Linked DNA regions of Homo sapiens: region 1 is linked to region 2. The links are chromatin contacts, found by Hi-C or POLR2A ChIA-PET in ENCODE. All regions are on one chromosome and are shown on one strand. The core of a region is the stretch at or near the end of the contact, and the rest is flanking DNA. Distances in the headings are between cores, read along the strand shown. Region 1 has its middle 27 kb from the start of CPT1C. Region 2 holds the start of FLT3LG (fms related receptor tyrosine kinase 3 ligand).

Region 1 (2,700 bases), core at 59-2,558, 240 kb after region 2:
ACGTGGTAAAGAACTGAGACCTCCTGCCAACAGCCAGTGAGGCACACATGAGTGAGCCATCTTGGAAGCAGATCCTCCAGTCCCAGTCAAGCCTTCAGATGACTGTCACCCGGCTGACAGCTTAACCACAACTTCATGAGGGACACGGAGCCAGAACCACCTTAGCTAAGCTACTTTTGATTTCCTGACTTTTAACAACTATGTGAGATAATAAATGTTTGTTAATTCAAGTTGCTATACTTTGGGGTAACTTTTTTTTTTACACAGGAATAAAGAATACAAACTGCAAACACCTCAGCCTCAACCCTCATATTCTTTTTTGAAATTTGCTTTTATTTTTATTTATTTTTTTGAGACGGAGTTTTGTTCTCGTTGCCCAGGCTGGAGTGCAATTGCACAGTCTCGGCTCACCACAAGCTCCACCTACCCCGGTTCAAGAGATTTTCCTGCCTCAGCCTCTCAAGTTAGCTAGGATTACAGGCAGGCACCACCATGCCCGGTTAATTTTGTATTTTTAGTAGAGACGGGGTTTCTCCATGTTGGTCGGGCTGGTCTAGAACTCCTGACCTCATGTGATCTGCCCGCCTCGGCCTCCCAAAGTGCTGGGATTACAGGCTTGAGCCACCGTGCCCCGCCTGTTTGAGACCGAGTTTCACTCTGTCACCCAGGCTGGAGTGCAGTGGTGCAATCTCGGCTCACTGCAACCTCCTCTTCCCAGGCCCAAATGATTCTTGTGCCTCAGTCTCCCGAGTAGCTGGGATTACAGGCGTGAGCCACTGCACCTGACCAAGAAATTTATTTTTGGTTGGAATACTGCCTGGCGCAATCTCGGCTCACTGCAAGCTCCGCCTCCCGGGTTCACGCCATTCTCCTGCCTCAGCCTCCCGAGTAGCTGGGACTACAGGCGCCCGCCACTACACCCGGCTAATTTTTTTGTATTTTTAGTAGAGACGGGGTTTCACCATGTTAGCCAGGATGGTCTCGATCTCCTGACCTCGTGATCCACCCGCCTCAGCCTCCTAAAGTGCTGGGATTACAGGCGTGAGCCACCGCGCCCGGCCACGACTTTTTTTTTTTGCAAGTAGTCTTTCAAAAATATATTTGGTCCTCAGGGGTACAGAATTGGATTAATCATAATTGCTGGTCCTTGGCACATACTATTATTATGTGTACCACTTCTTAAGCTATTATCTCTTGGCTTCAAATCTATTTCCCAGCACTGGGCTTTGGGTAACTGGGAATGGGACTCTGAAAACCCCACTTTCACTTTGCCAAGTGGTGTGTTAGCCTCTGCCAATAGGGGGTGCCAGACTGACCGTAGAGCCTGAAGGAGGAAAAGGGTTCTTGCTCCTTCCTGTTTGCTCTCTGCTTACTTCCCGTTGGTTTCCTGTTCTCATCTGCGTCAGCAAAGCTTCTTCACCCTGTCCAAGGCAGTTCTTTCCTGTAGCAGCAGCTAAATCCAATTTGCAGTTTTTCCAAACTTGCACATCCTCAGAGATGCCAGACCATTTGGGGATGCCAGACCAGCACCCCTGCCTGAGAAAATTCCAGTCTCGGGCCGGGTGCGGTAGCTCACGCCTGTAATTCCAGCTCTTTGGGAGGCTGAGGCGGGTCAATCACGAGGTCAGAAGATCGAGGCCATCCTGGCTAACACGGTGAAATCCTGTCCCTACTAAAAATACAAAAAATAAGCCGGGCATAGTGGCGGGCACCTGTAGTCCCAGCTACTCGGGAGGCTGAGGCAGGGCAATGGCATGAACCCGGGAGGCTGAGCTTGTAATGAGCCAAGATCACGCCACTGCACTCTAGACTGGGTGACAGAGCGAGACTCCGTCTCAAAAAAAAAAAAAAAAGAAAGAAAATTCCAGTCTCTAGTGATCCTCCTCTGAGCTCAGAAACACCAGCACCATCTGAGCAGTGCCTCCTCTTCAGAGCCTCAGTTTTTTTTTTTTTTTGAGACAGAGTCTCACTCTGTAGCCCAGGCTGGAGTGCAATGGCGTGATCTTGGCTCACTGCAAACTCCATCTCGCGGGTTCAAGTGATTCTCTTGCCTCAGCCTCCCGAGTAATGGATTGCAGACGTGCGTAACCACGCCCAGCTAATTTTTGTATTTTTAGTAGAGACAGGTTTTCCCCGTGTTGGCCATGCTGGTCTTGAACTCCCAACCTCAGGTGATCCACCCGCCTTGGCCTCCCAAAGTGCTGGAATTACAGGCGTGAGCCACTGGGCCCAGCCCAGAGGCTCAGTTTTATGTCCACTGGCTCCTGATCCAAATGTATAGTTTTTAATAACTCTAACCTTTGTCTTTGTTTTTCATACCCTAGTGAGATAGGAATTTGGCAAGACTGGTTTCCAAGACAACAGGACACAAGACCTCACTCATAAGACAGAAAACAGCAAAAGAAACTGGCTAAAACCAGCTAGAACCAAGAGGACAATGAAAGGGACCTCTGGGGCCGGGCCCGGTGCCTCATGCCTGTAATCCCTGCACCTAGGGAGGCCGAGGCGGGTGAATTACCTGAGGTCAGGAGTTCGAGACCAGCCTGACCAACACGGAGAAACCCTGTCTCTACTCAAAATACAAAATTAGCCCGGCGTGGTGGTGCCTGCCTGTAATCCCAGCTACCTGGGAGGCTGAGGCAGGAGAATTTCTTGAACCCGGGAGGCAGAGGTTGTGGTGAGCCAAGATCGCGCCATTGC
Region 2 (2,700 bases), core at 93-2,592:
CAGGACTTGGTCAGGAAGGAGCTAGAGCAGGTCCTTTGTCCATGGGCCACATGAGCTATTGGGGCTTGTATCTCTGCCTCTCTGCTTCATTTAAATCTTTCTAGCCAGATGGAAGGTCTGACCATTGGGTGCGACAAGGCAGCTAACCCAGGCTGAACAGGAAGTGAGGCAGGCAGAGGGATCAGGGAAGGGAAATGGATGATGAAGGCCAGGACGGGCGAGGCTTTGCTGCAGTAACACATAACCCCCGAATCTGCGTGGGCCACAACCACAACATTAGTTTGTTGCTTACACTCCCTGTGCTCATCCGGGGCTGGCAGGATCCCTGTGCTCCTCCGAGTGGCACAGGAAACTTGGCTGATAGAGGCGCTCTCTCCATGCATCCTCCACCATCCACTCCCCGGTCCCTTAGACTTCCATTCAGAAGTGACACCTGTCACCTCCACCCTCATGTGACTGGCCAAAGTGAGTGTGGCCATGTCCGAGTTCCCCAGGATGGGACCTCGAATCCTCCTGCTGGGGGGGTGGGGGCAGCAGATGTTTCAGGACAGTCTGCCACGGATCAGATGGGTGAGCAAGAGATTCAGGATGGGCGTGATGGGTCACACCTGTAATCCCAGCATTTTGGGAGGCCGAGGCAGGCTGATCACCTGAGGTCAGGAGTTCGAGATCAGCCTGGCCAACATAGTGAAACCTCGTCTCTACTAAAAATACAAAAATTAGCCGGGCATGGTGGCACGCACCTGCAATTCCAGCTACTTGGGAGCCTGAGGCACAAGAATTGCTTAAGCCCAGGAGGCGGAGGTTGCCGTGAGCCGAGACTGTGCCACTGCACTCCAGCCTGGGCAACAGAGTGAGACCCCATCTAAAAAAAAAAAATGCTTCAGAGATTCAGAGATCCACAGATGTGGAAGAGAGCTTCTATTTTGTCTCATGTACCACCTCACCCCTCAGTTTGGAGTTGGAGAAGCCGAGGCTTAGAGAGGTCAAGGGGCTGGCCAAGCTCCCACAGTGATAAAGCTAGTGCTAGGGCGACACCTGCCAGGCCCAATGTGACAAGATGCATCCTGAGTCCTGTGTGCCAAGCCTTGGCGGGGCAAAGTTGGGGCCCGGAGGACGGTAAGACACAGCAACTGCGAGTTCCCAGAGACAGATCCGGGTTCCAGCCCCAGCTCACCATGCACTGGGCGTGCCACCCAGGGAGTCAGCCCCACTGCAGCCCCCGCTGCGGGGCGTCCGGAGAACGCGCCATCTGCGGCGTGAGCGGCCGCCTCTCACCACCAGGGGGCGCGCTCCGCCTGGGCCCAGATTCCACCCCTTGACTGTCTCCCCCCAAAAATTTCCTTTCACTTTCGGTCTCTGGCTGTCACCCGGCTTGGCCCCTTCCACACCCAACTGGGGCAAGCCTGGTGCGTGAGGAGACTTGGACTCTAGGTCCCCAAGGGGCGGAGCCAGGGTCCCCACTCCTGGGGCAGGGGGAGCAGAGGGTGGGGGGCTGGGTTCCCGGGTCCCTAACCTGGGGAGGGTTCTGGGGACCAGACGTCGAGGTTCTTAGAAGTGGAGATGAAGAGTTTTCACCGTAACTGGGGCAGACGCAGGAAGCCTGGGGGAGGAAGGGGCGGAAACTCAGCCACATCAATGGGACGCGGGAGGGGCGGGGAGGCAAAGGGGCGGGCAGGGCAGGGGCTGGGGCATGAGGGTCCGAGACTTGTTCTTCTGTCCCTTCCAAGACCCGGCGACAGGAGGCATGAGGGGCCCCCGGCCGAAATGACAGTGCTGGCGCCAGCCTGGAGCCCAACAGTGCGTAAACCCCAGGGACAAGATCAGGGGAGAGGGGAGGCACAATGTCAGGATGGGGCAGAGATGAGGGGAGATGGACGGGAGAACAGATGGACAGATGACGAGGAAATAGGAGGGGAGATGGACAGATGTGAGGGGAGATGGATAGGAGAGGAGACGGACAGAGGAGGGGGAGATGGACAGAGGATGGGGAGATGGACAGAGGAGGGGGAGATAGAGGAGAGGGAGATAGAGAGGAGTGGGAGATGGACAGGAGCGGGGAGATGGACAGAGGAGGGGGAGATGGACAGAGGAGAGGGCAGATGAACAGAGGAGAGGGAGATAAAGAGGAGGGAGGTGGACAGGAGGAGGGAGATGGACAGAGAAGGGGGAGATGGACAGAGGTGGGGGAGATGGACAGGAGGGAAGATGGAGAGGAGGGGGTATGGACAGAGGAGAGGGGAGATGGACAGGAGGGGGAGATGGACAGAGGAGAGGGAGATGAAGAGGAGGGGGAGGTGGACAGGAGGAGGGAGACGGACAGAGGAGAGGAAGAGAGACAGAGGAGGGGGGAGATGGACAGAGGAGGGGGAGATGGACAGAAAAGGGGGGAGATGGACAGAGGAGAGGGAAGGTGGACAGAGCCAAGAACAAATGAAGAGGACGTGGACCAAGATCAAGAGAGAAGCAGGCAACAGTGGTGTAGAAGGCAGAGGGAGGGACAGAGCTGGAGGAACCCGGGCGAGGAAACCAGACGTGAAGATGAGGTGGTTGGAGAGAGACCAGCAGAGTGGGGGAGATGGGGAGAGAGAGGGGTGGGGCAGAGGGGGATGCAAACTGGACAGCATTGGACCAGAGGCAGAGAGAAACCGGGAAAGACAGGCAGAGATGGGGCCATGTCTCCAGAAAGTGTGGAAGAGG

The links. A loop is a pair of places that touch in the nucleus more often than their neighbours do. ChIA-PET counts read pairs that join two places held with the same protein, here RNA polymerase II (POLR2A). Pooled maps may share reads with other maps.
Region 1: a loop to region 2 is called in a pooled map, with 5 times the contacts of the local background. The contact joins the enhancer-like site here to the promoter of FLT3LG in region 2. A Hi-C loop is called at or near these places in 2 of 50 pooled maps. POLR2A ChIA-PET finds 5 or more read pairs at or near these places in 6 of 52 experiments (CD4-positive, alpha-beta T cell, K562, MCF 10A and 2 more).

Annotation. Positions count from the first base shown.
Region 1 is chr19:49,716,348-49,719,047 of GRCh38, forward strand. No RefSeq gene overlaps it. Among named protein-coding and RNA genes, the nearest start is that of CPT1C, 27 kb to the left of the region's middle. RefSeq lists a cis regulatory region at 1,071-1,606. Within about 2 kb of position 1,309, at least 19 of the 41 ENCODE cell types and tissues checked have a DNase peak (open chromatin) inside an H3K27ac peak, as active enhancers do.
Region 2 is chr19:49,472,873-49,475,572 of GRCh38, forward strand. FLT3LG (fms related receptor tyrosine kinase 3 ligand) reads left to right here and starts at 1,343. Exons shown (of 9, transcript NM_001459.4): 1 at 1,343-1,409; 2 at 1,731-1,800. The coding sequence starts at 1,768. RefSeq lists a silencer at 1,722-1,801.